Linked DNA regions of Homo sapiens: region 2 is linked to region 1. The links are chromatin contacts, found by Hi-C or POLR2A ChIA-PET in ENCODE. All regions are on one chromosome and are shown on one strand. The core of a region is the stretch at or near the end of the contact, and the rest is flanking DNA. Distances in the headings are between cores, read along the strand shown. Region 1 has its middle 34 kb from the start of ATP2A2. Region 2 overlaps ATP2A2 (ATPase sarcoplasmic/endoplasmic reticulum Ca2+ transporting 2).

Region 1 (6,197 bases), core at 2,131-4,630:
TGCAGAAGTCTCTCTGCGTGAAAGGGCAGTGGAGATCGCCCACAGTGTGTGGAGCTGCTGGCGTTCATGCCGAGCCGTGGGCCCTCATAGAGCTGGTCCTGAAGGTTCAGCAGCTGTTCGGCATAAGCCACTTCAATCCGCTGGCAGTGAGTTTGGAGAATCTTTTAGCTTTGCTCCTAAAGGTAGATTCCAGGCGGTCTCAGAAGAATGATAAAGGGAGGGAGAAACAGGGCAGATGAATAAGAAAAAAGCTAGAAAAAGATTTGTATTGATGCTAGAAAAAAATGAAAGCTCTTTGTGGGTTTATTTATGCAAAGTAGAGTGCAAATACCTTGACTTGGCTGTTATTTAGGACCTTCCCTCCTCCCCTGATTACCTTCCAAACTGACACACACACCCCAGAGCAATTCAGAGCTCTGGTCTGGAAAATCTTCCCACTGAGGCGTCAGTAGCTTGCCCTGTGATGACAGGTTTAATGGTTTTCTATCTCTGCATTCCACTAGGACCACCTACCCAGAGGCCACGCCCTACTGACCCGGTTAGCCAGAGCCTGAGACTAAGCGTGAGCACACAGAGGGCAGTACCAGTGCAGGCGCCGGGAGAGCTGCGTTTTGCTTTGAGTGAATCGCTCTGGTTGGCTGTGTGGCCATGTCCATGTTGCTTGCCCTCTCTGTAATTCAGGGTCCCAAATTATATAATGGGACTGATGGTTCTTGTCTCCTAGAAATGTCATGAGAACAGAGTAAATTATTGGTCTTCACCTTTTTTTTTTTTTTTTGAGGTAGGATTTCCTAGGCTCTCTTATACCAGAGAAGAAAATGTCCTTAGAAGACATTTAATCAGAGAATAGACAGAGAGAAGGCAAACTTGCTCACAACCTGCCTTGAAGTCTCTTACATGTCTCCTTCCAGAGAAGTCCAAGGGAATCTTCAGTAATTGCTGGACAGCAACCTGGAGTAGGGGGTGGAGGTGATGTATTTTTCTTTCTTCCAGTTTCCCCTTCCAGTCTGATCTCTCTTTGAGTGACACTGATTGGGGTGGGCCAAGGGTCATGGGTGAAAACGTCCCCGCTGCTCAGGTCTGCTTATTGGATAATACACCCATCAGCCTGCCCTCTCCGTGGGCAAAGCCCCAGCCTTTGTATTGATGTGTGTTTGATTGTTTAAAGGCAGCCCTGCTGGCTCAGTGCCCCCTGCTGGCCTCCATCTGTGGCAAAGAGCACACAGCCAGAGAGCAGCAGTCACTGAGGGCAGGGCCAGGGCAGCACCAGGCTTCCCAGTCACCTGCCTGCAGTGCCCAGGAACTCACTGTCAACTCCTTGTCCTTATGAAAGTTCCTCGGGTTCTCCTTTTCATGATTGTATTAATCTCCTGTTGTAACAAATCACCACAAATCCAGTAGCTTAAAACAACATGAATGCATGATCTTCCATTTCTGGAGGCCAGAAGTGCAAAGTGGGTCTCACAAGGCTAAAATCAAGGTGCTGGCTTGGCCGTGTTCCTTCTGGAGGCTCTAGAGGAGAAGCCATTTCCTTTTCTTTCCCAGCTTCTAGGGGCTGCCCATATTCCTTGGCTTGTGGCCTCTTCCTCGTCTTCAAAGCCCGTCGCTCCAGCCTGTTTCTGTCCTCACGTGTCCTCCCCAACTCTGACCCTCCTGCCTTCTTCCTGTAAGAACCTTATGATTAAGTTGGGCCCCAGCCCTGTCTGTCCTTGGGTTTCTAAGGATTTCTCAGGAATGGAAGTGCTGTTCCTTGTCAGCTGGGAGCCAGTGGGATAAGTGCATTGATTAGGAAGTTTCCTGAGGACAGGAGGCACCCAACCTTACAGGCCTTTGACACCCTCCCGCCCAAAGCAGTTGATGACCAGTGAGAGGACTGAGAGTCCAGAAATAAAAAGAAGCGGGACCCCATATGTCTGGATTATAAGAAACTCAATTGATAAGGATGAGAGCAGGCAAACGGGCTGATGTCACACACAAGCAGCCTGATCAACGACCTTCTCCCTTGCCCCAATTCTGGAATCACTTCACCAAAGCACCACCATGCTTTCCATCTCTTAATGCCTTTATTTTTAGTTTGGGGTATTTTCTATTGTTTGAAGGTTGCCTTGCAACCCGTTCGCCTGGAGGGTTTAAACAATATAGAGTTTCTTTGCTGAGCAGCAACAGTAGCCAAGAGAGACTGAATATAAACTTTTAAGTCTATTTTCTCAGGGTTCCTCCATCAGGAATGGCTTTAAACAGAAGAGCGCACTCCCCTGGCTTGCCTCTCCCTGGGGGAGGGGAGAAGGGTAGCTGATGGAGAACATTTTGTGTTCTCTTATCTTTCATCCTAGTGGAAGGGGATAAGCACCAGAATAGGAAAACAAAATATCTGGCTATTAATATACTCTAAGTCCTCCAGCACATGGATTGGGTTTGTTTATTTGTGAAAGGGAAGGATGCTTTTCTCTGACCTTTGTAAGCGCTTCTGCCAGCTGGGAGGGCCCTGGCAGAGGGAGTGCCCTCCATAAGGTGAAGGGGCCAGGGGGCCAGGGCCTAGCTTCCTAGGAAAAGAGAAAACCCTCAGACTTTTCTCAAGAAAAGTTGCTTTTCAGGATCAACCTGCTTCAAGCCCCAGCAGTGTCATCCAGGAAAAAAAGAGAGAGAGAGAGAGAGCAAGCAGGAGGATTTCTCACGCAAGAGCCAGAGTGTCCCCACCTCCCCACCAGACGTGTATCTCTGTCACCCTGTTTGTACCTAACCTGGGGAACCAGAGAACTGGGCAGCCTTGCCAGAAGAAAGAACACACAGGTTCCTCAAGACACCCACTTATATGGCAGTAAGCAAGGCTAAAAAAGGAGTGTTCCCCTGCCCCAGAGGACAAAGGCTGGCAAGAGGAAGGCACGCAACACTGCCCAGCTCAGGCTCTGCACTGTCATTCTGTGTTTCCCTCGGACCCTGTAGTGGATTGAACCAAGGAGTGCCCTGGAGTAGGTCATCATTTTCTGGGCGGCTAGTTAATGATAAGCTTTCAGCTGGGAAGGAGCCAGAAGGAAAGAGGCTTCCTCAGGGGGCAGGAGCACGCAGGCCTCCAAGCCCCACACCTGCTGTGTCATGTCAGAGGTGCCAGAGCACCCTTTGACTGCCTGAAGAGGTCTCGGCTTGCCACCCACCAGGGTCAGGTCGTCTCAGGTCCCCGGGGAGGTTTGACTAGCCAAGAGCCCCAGGCAGAGGCACCAGGAGAGGAGAGCAGCATTGGCAGGGCCTGCCCTCTCCCAGAGCAAACAGGGACAAAGGTTGGTGTACTCACGGCTGCCTCTCCCATCCTGCCTGTGCCTGCCCGCCACACCAGATACTCCAGGTTGTCCCAGCATTGCTACATTAGGCAGGAATCTGTCATCTCTGCCTGCTGGGTCACTCATTACCCCAGATCCAATTCCCAGGCAGGGAAGTTTGGGGCATCAGAGCAGCGGAGAAGGCTTTGGCATTCAGGAGCTTTAAAACAGAAAAGCTGTCGTGTCTGTACCTGTTCAGTAGGGAGCCAAACGTGTTTATTGCATGTGTTATGATGCTATCGTGAAAGTATGCATGAAAGGAAATAATTTGTAAGCTCGCTACCCTGCCTGTCTGGAAAAGTGGGGCCCTCTGTGTAAACCCCAGCTCTGCAGGCATTCTGAGAGCTTGAACATTCCTTGTGACTATTTCTTATACTACATTTCACTGCCACCCCAGTGTGTTTGAATTTGTCTCTGCGCCAGCAGGTCGGAGTACCCATTGGGATTCTCTGTGAGAATTCAAACAAGTTGGAGGCGCTGAGGTTGCCAAGTGCAACCAGGTCTGGCACAGACTTGGCGTGAGAGAGAGCAGGAGCAAGAAGGCTTGGACATCATGAATCACTGAAGCCCTGGCCCATATAGCCTTCTTGTTTGGGATTAGTATAGAAGTGTTGTTTTTCCTTCTTTATACCTGAGAATGGCCTTCAGCTGCTGAAATGATGATATTTATCAAGGTAGTACTATACTAAGAACTGAATGAATGATCTCATTTACCTCCCACCTCAAACCCATGAGATAGATACAGATGAGGACCCATGCTCAGAGAATTTGAGTAACATGCTTAAGGTGACCTCCTACTTCATCTGCAGTTATTTTGTTTGTTTGTTTGTTTATTCATTTGAGATGGAATCTCACTCTGTTGCCCAGGCTGGAGGGCAGTGGCACAATCTCAGCTCGCTACAAACTCCACCTCCCAGGTTCAAGCGATTCTCCTTGCTCAGCCTCCTGAGTAGCTGCGATTACAGGCGTGCACCACCATGCCTGGCTAATTTTTGTAGTTTTAGTGGAGACAGGGTTTCACCATGTTGACCAGGCTGGTCTCAAACTCCTGGCCTCAAGTGATCCACCCACCTCAGCCTCCCAAAGTGCTGGGACTACAAACATGAGCCACCTTGCCTGGCCTCATCTGCAGATAAGACTTGCTAGCACCCTATTCTGAAAGGAGAGGAAGAAAGAAGATGAGGATGAGTATTTCTGAGGGCTGTAGTTGTGTACTGGTTTCTTAGAAGCTAGGGCCCTCCTGATTTATATTCCATGGGGCTGTCTGAGGAAGTTGTTTAGCTTTTGAGGTGATAGATGAGGGCTGGGTCACTTCTGTTTGCAGAGTGTGGGCTGAAGGGTAAGTCAGGACATTTCTCCTCTGGTCCCCATCAGGGACTCACAGGCTGACTCCTGTGGCTGTGTTTATATCATCATTTTTAAGGCATCAGTACCAGCATGGCAGCTCTAAGCTCCCTCTTCCTTTTGCCGTCCTCCATGTGGAAAGAAGCCAAACGGGAGAACTTCCCCAACCATTTCCCCTCAGTGCAGCTGGTACCAGCTTGAAACCTAAGACACATAGCACTGCAGCCCGGCCAAAGCATGGCTAATCCGTGTTTCTTTAGACACAGCAGGAAGCTGCTCTGTGGCCTGGTGTCAGGAACCATCTCAGGGCCCATGGGTGTTCTGCTTCCTTGGTTTGACCCTGAGGGGTCAGCTGGCAGGTGAAGCCCATCAACACTGACTCTGTAGACGGGGACTATCATCAGCAGCTTATGGAAGAGAGGGAAGAGGATGTCTGGGATTTGAATCTTTTACTCAGGGCCTTTTCTGGAAAAGCAGTCTCTTTGGAAAAGGAGGATGATAGAGGAGTTTCCATAAGGTGGAAACGGCTCCCTCCATGTGTGACTGTGAGAAGGGAGTGTCGGTCCAGTGCCATGTCCCATTCCAACAGGTGGCCTCCAGTTGCCATCAGTGCCCTTCGCCATGCCTTCGTCCTGGGGGTGGCCTGCAGTGTTGGTAGGGGACCCTGCCTTTCCTGGCCATCCCCATAGGCCACAGGCCCCTCCAGTATGCTGCTCCTGCACGGTGCCCAGAGCCTGTTCCACCCCGCCAGGCACCTCTGTCCGTCACATCGGCTGCACACATCAGCTCTGCCCCACTCTGTGTTTCTGAATTACTCTCACTGGCAACCAGCACAAGCTCTGCCCTCCCAGTGTCCTGATATCCTCTGGTTAATAAGCAGCTCACATAAAGACACCAAGAGCTGTTGCAAGTGGTAGAGAAAAGCCACAGCTCTCTGAATACAGTCCAGGAAGCCCTGGACTTGGCCCAGGAACTTGGTGGCTGTTTCTGTTCTCTGCCCCTTGGTAGCCTTCCTCACCGGGTATAAAAGGGAGAGAAGCTTGAATCCTTACCCTGAGGCATAGGAGACTACAAGGCAGTGAGGGGCTTATTAGTCAATGAGAGACTTTTGCTGAAGCTGGACGACCCTTCCTGGAGGAGTCCTCTTTTCTAAAAGAAAACAAATTCCTGCCCTTTATTCTTTCAAATCTACTTCTAGAAAAGTCTTAGAGTTCCTGTTAATTCAAACACCAATCTCCCACCTTCCCTCTCTCCTGTCTCTATGAGCTGCCTGGGCGGCACACTTCCTACCCACCTGCTCACTCCCTCCATCTCCTATACTGTTTTATCCCCTGGAGTTTGGAGATGTCCCTGTGGAAGGGGACAGTGGGGAGTGTGTGCCAGATCCCCCCCGCCCATTGTCACCTTGGTCTGAATCCAACCCCACAAGGGGAGCTGGAGCCGTCTCCCTGCATCTCCCTGGGCCTGCCCATTGTCAAGGTCCTGGTCACCTTTGAAGCCTCCTGCAGGGATCCCCAGTGCCAATGGAGCCTTTTCCAA
Region 2 (6,197 bases), core at 3,698-6,197, 92 kb after region 1:
CCTCCCTAGTAGCTGGGATTACAGGCACACGCCACCACGCCTGGCTAATTTTTTGTATTTTTCGTAGAAAGGGGTTTCACCATGCTAGCCAGGCTGGTCTCGAACTCCTGACCTCAGGTGATCCGCCCACCTCGGCCTCCCAAAGTGCTGGGATTACAGGCATGAGCCACCGCGCCTGGGCATCAAACATTTCTTAACTCATTTGATGAGACCAGCATAACCAAATACCAAAGGTCAATGTGGTGATGGTGGTGGCAGTGGCAGTGGCAGTGGCAGAGGGCACCCACATTGTTCATGTATACACTGAACAAATAAGTGGCCTCTGAGCCTTTTTCTGCCTGTCAGAGTCTTTGAGACAGGGCTCATTCGACCAGCATCACTATGACAAGGGCCAGTAGCAAGGATGGGGAGTCTCCACAGTGAGTTGGACCTGAGTGAGGTTCCTCTCAAAGAGCTGCTGCTCCCTCCTGCCAAGACCACCATACTGGACCTGTCCTGCAGTACTGCCCTTAGATTTCTGTGGCCTCACAAGCCCGGGGAGCCTAGACCTCAGTAGAAACACTTTGCAACGGCTGCTGGTGAAGAATGGCCATCCATTGAGTCTCTAGCACCTGGGTCTCCTCAAAAGACTGGTCCCCCTGCCTGTCACTTGGCTCAGCTTAAGAACTTGAAGTGGACCAGGCGCAGTGGCTCACACCTGTAATCCCAACACTTTGGGAAGCTGAGGCGGGAGAGTCACTTGAGGCCTAGAGTTTAGGTTGCAGCATCACTGCACTTGAGCCTGGGCAACAGAGTCAGACCCCATCTCAAAAAAAAATTAAGGCCTGAAGTGGCTAAACTTGAAGGATAACTCCCTTTATCTTATCCTGGCCAAAGTGGTAGATGATTGCTTGGATGAGAAGTGATATGCAGATAAGATGTTGCAATACACAAAGTCTGTGTGGGTCAGTCGGTCACGTGGGTGCCAAGGACAGGTGGGAGAGAAGAAGCAAGCTACAGAAGCAGCTCAAGAATGGGAACTGCGGAAGCTGATTGTATTGGAGGAAGGAGTGTGATGCTCTCAGAGCAGCCAGGGAGGAGCAGAAGGAGCTTAGGGACGTAAGTCAGGCTCTCAAAGTCTATGTCTGGTTCCTGCCCCCACAAACCACCACCCAGGAAACATCATTCCTGAGCTGTGTGGCAGCAGCAGCAGCTGCTCCTTTTATATGGCAGACAGGGTGATTGCTTGTTGGGCAAGAGCCCTCCTACACTATCTTAGAGTGAATACCCTCTATCTGCAGTCCAGGGTCTGCACAGCCACATGGTCCTCTAATAGGTCCACCAGACCATTTGCCTGCAAACAGCCTCATCCTCAGTGCCCACTGTCTCCTAGCTGTGGAGCTTGGATTCCTATGGAATTGGGTTCTGCTGAACATACCTCTTTTTAGCATCAGACCTACCTGTCTGTCATCACCATGGGGCTGCCAGTCAGTACTTTTGCAGCCTCTTTATAGGACATTGTTGTAACTTAGGGTTCCCTGGTAGAATAAGGAGCGATGGGAAGGGGAGAGGTTCTGCCTGCCTGAAGGAACAGGTCTGGGGGAGGAGAGAGGTAAAACTCAGCCTTTTCTAGTTGTCATACACAGCTGTATAAAGGCAAGCCTCATTTAGCAAAATGATTAGTTGTCACCACGTTTAATGCTTTTTGTATGTCATAAGCCCTTTCATCCCTTCCTGGATAATAAGGGCAAATGAGGAGGCATTGTGTCATTGGGGGGTAGTACAGCCTGAGTTGGGAGGGAGCAGTATACCTGTTTTCTTAATAACCTCAAATATCAGGCATTTTAGTGACCACACAAAATCTCAGGGTGAAAAGTTCTAGACCATCATGTCCAGCCTGCAGTTAGGGACACCTAGCCCTTCCATGACCTGTATGGCGTGGTCTTCCGGTTAGTGTGAGGCAGCATTTTGTCTCCTTTATACTGTCCTGAGAAAACAAAACTCACACTGGAATTGAGACTGTCTCAGCTGAAATATAGATTCCTTTTCAGTAAACTGATGCACAATTCACAAATAGCAGTCTCAAAGCCATGAAGGCCTTGGACCACTCCTTTGGCTTCTTCCCTCTACCCATGTGTCTTCCATGAACCCGAAGCAGTCCAGGCTTATTCACTCTGCCAGTAAGCAAGGAGTTGGATCCTGGCAGAGCCACGCTGCCTGTGATCTATTAGTTGGTGTAACTAAAAATCTGAGGCAGCCTGAAAACAGCTTCACAGATTGAGGGTTTGAGTCGTTTGATTCTAGACCTCTGACTACTCCACTGAGTGATGGGAAACAAGTCATGTAATGGGGCTGAACCAGCACTGGCTCACTAGCCAGTGACCACACAAGTACGGGCAATACTGTCATCCTTGTGTCTCCCTGCTCCAGAGCTCCCTTGTCCCATCTTTTTCACATCCCTTGGCCAAGGGATCGGAAACAGCTGTCATGCTGCTCATTCACTAAGGAGTTCCAAACACAAGCTCTTTGCCTCCCTTCCCACTTGAGACAGCAGGAACCCATGTGTAGTTTAGAAGCAGAGAGAGCAGGTCCAGCATTTTGGCCCCATGGCTTGTTTGGTGAGGTCTGTGGTTCTTGGCCAGCCTAGTACTGAAAGGGATTTCCCTCCCCCACTCCCAGCCCAAGACCTCTTACCTGGGTAGGTCCACGCCTTCCTCAGAATCATTGCGTGTTCCTTTAGTCATCCCAGTGCCATTGGCGCAAATGCTTAATTGAAACTAAACACACGTGTGATTGAGATGATACAGAATCTAGCGTAGCACTCATACCCATTCCTTTGCTGCCTGAGACGGTTCAGTGGCTGGCAGGCCAGCAGGATCGCTGCAGGGCCCTGAGCCCCATCTAGTCAGTTCATCAGCCTTCAGTCCTCCCGTAGCTTCCTAGGTTAGATGCTGATGTTCTTGGGGATTTCTATGATGATTTTTAAATGTGTGTCAGTGGGAGCAAATATAATTAACTCACCACATTAACCAAATTAAGGTGGAAAAAACAATAAGGTCACCTCAGTAGGTGCATATGATGAAACGCATCTTATCACACCAAACTAAGACTATAAAAGTGTGTCTTTAACGCTGACAGTGTGTTTACACAGAGACCATGCTAACATAACAGAATTCTCACCATTTCTATGCAGTATTATACTGGCATTCCTGGTCTGTGTAATAGGCAAGAAAAGTACAAAAACTGGAAGAGAAGGGGTATCTTTAGTTGTAGGTAACGATATAAAGCCAAAGGTTTATTCTCAGTCTTCGTCTTCCTATTTTGTTGGTGCTGTCACTCGCTCCCTCTTTGAAGCACCTCTTCACTTGGCTTCCACGATCCCATACTTGCTCTCCCTCCCTGGCCTCTCATTCGAGGTCTTTGTAGCTGGGTCTTTCACAAGGCACCAGGAGGTGAAGGCTCCATAGTCCTCAGCCATTTCTGTCTATAGTTACTCCCATGATCTCTTCTGGTCTCATTACTATAATCAGTAGCCACTAGCTATCTAAAACTACTTAGAATACCTAAAAACACTTCCTTAGATGCCCTAGCCATATTCACTTAAAGTGCTTATCCATCACGTGTGACAGCCACATGAACAGTGGCCACAGAGCATTGCCATCTTTCACAGAGTTCTGGTGGACAGCTCTGCTTGGGGCCATCTCTTCACCTCCAACGTTCCCTAGTTTAAGTCAGTGTCATTATACTGAATGGTATTCCTTGTCTCCCTTCAGCCAATGCTTTTGTTTTTTGAGATGGAGTTTGCTCTTTCGTCCAGGGTGGAGTGAAGTGGCGCAATCTCATCTCACTGGAATCTCTGCCCCCCTGGCTTTAAGCAGTTCTCCTGCCTCGGCCTCCTGAGTAGCTGGGATTACAGGTGCCTGCCACCACACCTAGCTAATTTTTGTAGACAGGGTTTCACCATGTTGGCCAGGCTGGTCATGAACTGCTGACCTCAGGTGATCCACTGCACCCGACCACCTTCAGCCAATTCTTGACAACTGGAGCTTGAGACCCTCCGTTGTCTTCTGTTTTACTTGTCTTAAAAGCCAAATGCCCCATAATGACTTTTGAGGTCTTAATGACCTGCTTCTACCATCCTCTGCCATTACCTGCCTCACCTTTTGCTCATGTAAACTCTATTCCAGCCACGTTGGCACTCCTTTACCATTCCAGGACTTGCCAGGTTGCACTTCCGTTCTCTGCCTGGTGGGTCTTCACCACCACCCACTGGGTTCACACACATCTTTTCAGGCCCCATGGGGCCATCTTTATTCAAATGTCACCGCCTTCTGGCCACTTTATGTAACAGTTCATATGTATGTATGCAAATTTTCTATCCCCCTTCCCTTTTTCTCTATAGCACTTGTGTTACTTTTGCATCTTAGTCTGTCTCTCCCAAAATAGGGGACAAGTTTCATGAGGGCAAAAACCTGTCTGTTTTGTTTATTGCTATATTCCTAGCATCTGTCATGTAATAGGTGTGCTTACTGCTTGTTAGGTAAAAAAGTTCAGAAATTGCCACCCAGTAGTATCCATATTTGTTCCCTTTGTAGGTCATTAAACAGCTGATGAAAAAGGAATTCACTCTAGAGTTTTCACGTGACAGAAAGTCAATGTCGGTTTACTGTACACCAAATAAACCAAGCAGGACATCAATGAGCAAGATGTTTGTGAAGGCAAGTATGGCAGATTGCAATTGAGATGTTCTTGCCAGGGTTAAGATCCCGGTGAACCAATAAAACAAAATTGTTTATCTAAATCTGTAACATTTCCAGGGTGCTCCTGAAGGTGTCATTGACAGGTGCACCCACATTCGAGTTGGAAGTACTAAGGTTCCTATGACCTCTGGAGTCAAACAGAAGATCATGTCTGTCATTCGAGAGTGGGGTAGTGGCAGCGACACACTGCGATGCCTGGCCCTGGCCACTCATGACAACCCACTGAGAAGAGAAGAAATGCACCTTGAGGACTCTGCCAACTTTATTAAATATGAGGTTAGCTAATGAAAAGTTTCTTTGTCCACACCCTGCACGATTCATTGTGTTTAAACAGTACTCCTTCAAGCAAAAGGTCAAACAGTTCTCACTTTTGCCAAGAAAGAGGTGTGGTTATTTGTTTTTCTGCCTGCCAGCTGTGTCACCCTTAAAATTTGCTGCTTCAAACATACATAGTTAATAATTTCATAAAAGTGTTATTTTCAAAGTAGAATATTTTCAAAGTAGAATAATCAAGATGAGCTTAAGCTTGTAAACCCCATTTTGCCTCTCATCTAAATCATGATTTTTTTTAAATTGGTGACATTTCTAGAATATTCATTAGTTACTGAAGGTCAAAAGATCCAAGTTGGAGATTACTTCCACTTTTCTACTCAGAGTAGAATTCTTTTATATCAAGGATGTGACATCCTAAAGCTATGAACAAAATGAAGAAGCTTTGGTACTGTGGGCTCAGAATAGCACAAGAGTTAAAGAATGGTTTGATAACGGGTGTAGTGGTATTTTTTTTTCTCATAAGAAAATGCAAAAACCGCCAGGCACGGTGGCTCAAATGCCTGTAATCTCAGCACTTTGGGAGGCCGAGGCTGGCAGATCACCTGGGGTTGGGGGTTTGAGACCAGCCTGACCAACATGGAGAAACCACATCTCTACTAAAAATACAAAATTAGCCAGGTGTGGTGGCGCATACCTGTAGTCCCAGCTACCCTGGAGGCTGAGGCAGAAGAGTCTCTTGAACCTGGGAGGCGGAGGTCGCAGTGAGCTGAGATTGCGCCATGGCACTCCAGCCTGGGCAACAAGAGCGAAACTCCGCCTCAAAAAAAAAAAAAGAAAAAAAATGCAGAAACCTGTCTCAATGTTTAACTGGGCATTTTTCAAACTAGGGGACAAAAACTAGAACTTGCCACTTTTATTTAAAGTGATGCTCTTATTTTAGACCAATCTGACCTTCGTTGGCTGCGTGGGCATGCTGGATCCTCCGAGAATCGAGGTGGCCTCCTCCGTGAAGCTGTGCCGGCAAGCAGGCATCCGGGTCATCATGATCACTGGGGACAACAAGGGCACTGCTGTGGCCATCTGTCGCCGCATCGGCATCTTCGGGCAGGATGAGGACGTGACGTCAAAAGCTTTCACAGGCCGGGAGTTTGATGAACTCAACCCCTCCGCCCAGCGAGACGCCTG

The links. A loop is a pair of places that touch in the nucleus more often than their neighbours do. ChIA-PET counts read pairs that join two places held with the same protein, here RNA polymerase II (POLR2A). Pooled maps may share reads with other maps.
Region 2: a map of Calu3 shows a loop between it and region 1 (7-fold over the local background). The contact joins two enhancer-like sites. A Hi-C loop is called at or near these places in 2 of 168 maps with a recorded cell type or tissue (Calu3 and K562) and 1 of 50 pooled maps. POLR2A ChIA-PET finds 5 or more read pairs at or near these places in 7 of 52 experiments (HepG2, OCI-LY7, PC-9 and 3 more).

What each region holds. Positions count from the first base shown.
Region 1 is chr12:110,244,496-110,250,692 of GRCh38, forward strand. No RefSeq gene overlaps it. Among named protein-coding and RNA genes, the nearest start is that of ATP2A2, 34 kb to the right of the region's middle. Within about 2 kb of position 3,381, at least 22 of the 41 ENCODE cell types and tissues checked have a DNase peak (open chromatin) inside an H3K27ac peak, as active enhancers do; they include PC-9, where a contact is called at or near this core.
Region 2 is chr12:110,334,707-110,340,903 of GRCh38, forward strand. It overlaps ATP2A2 (ATPase sarcoplasmic/endoplasmic reticulum Ca2+ transporting 2), which reads left to right. Exons shown (of 20, transcript NM_170665.4): 12 at 4,575-4,697; 13 at 4,797-5,015; 14 at 5,953-6,197. Among named protein-coding and RNA genes, the nearest start is that of ATP2A2, 57 kb to the left of the region's middle. RefSeq lists enhancers at 4,288-4,387, 5,795-6,197. Within about 2 kb of position 4,948, at least 7 of the 41 ENCODE cell types and tissues checked have a DNase peak (open chromatin) inside an H3K27ac peak, as active enhancers do; they include PC-9, where a contact is called at or near this core.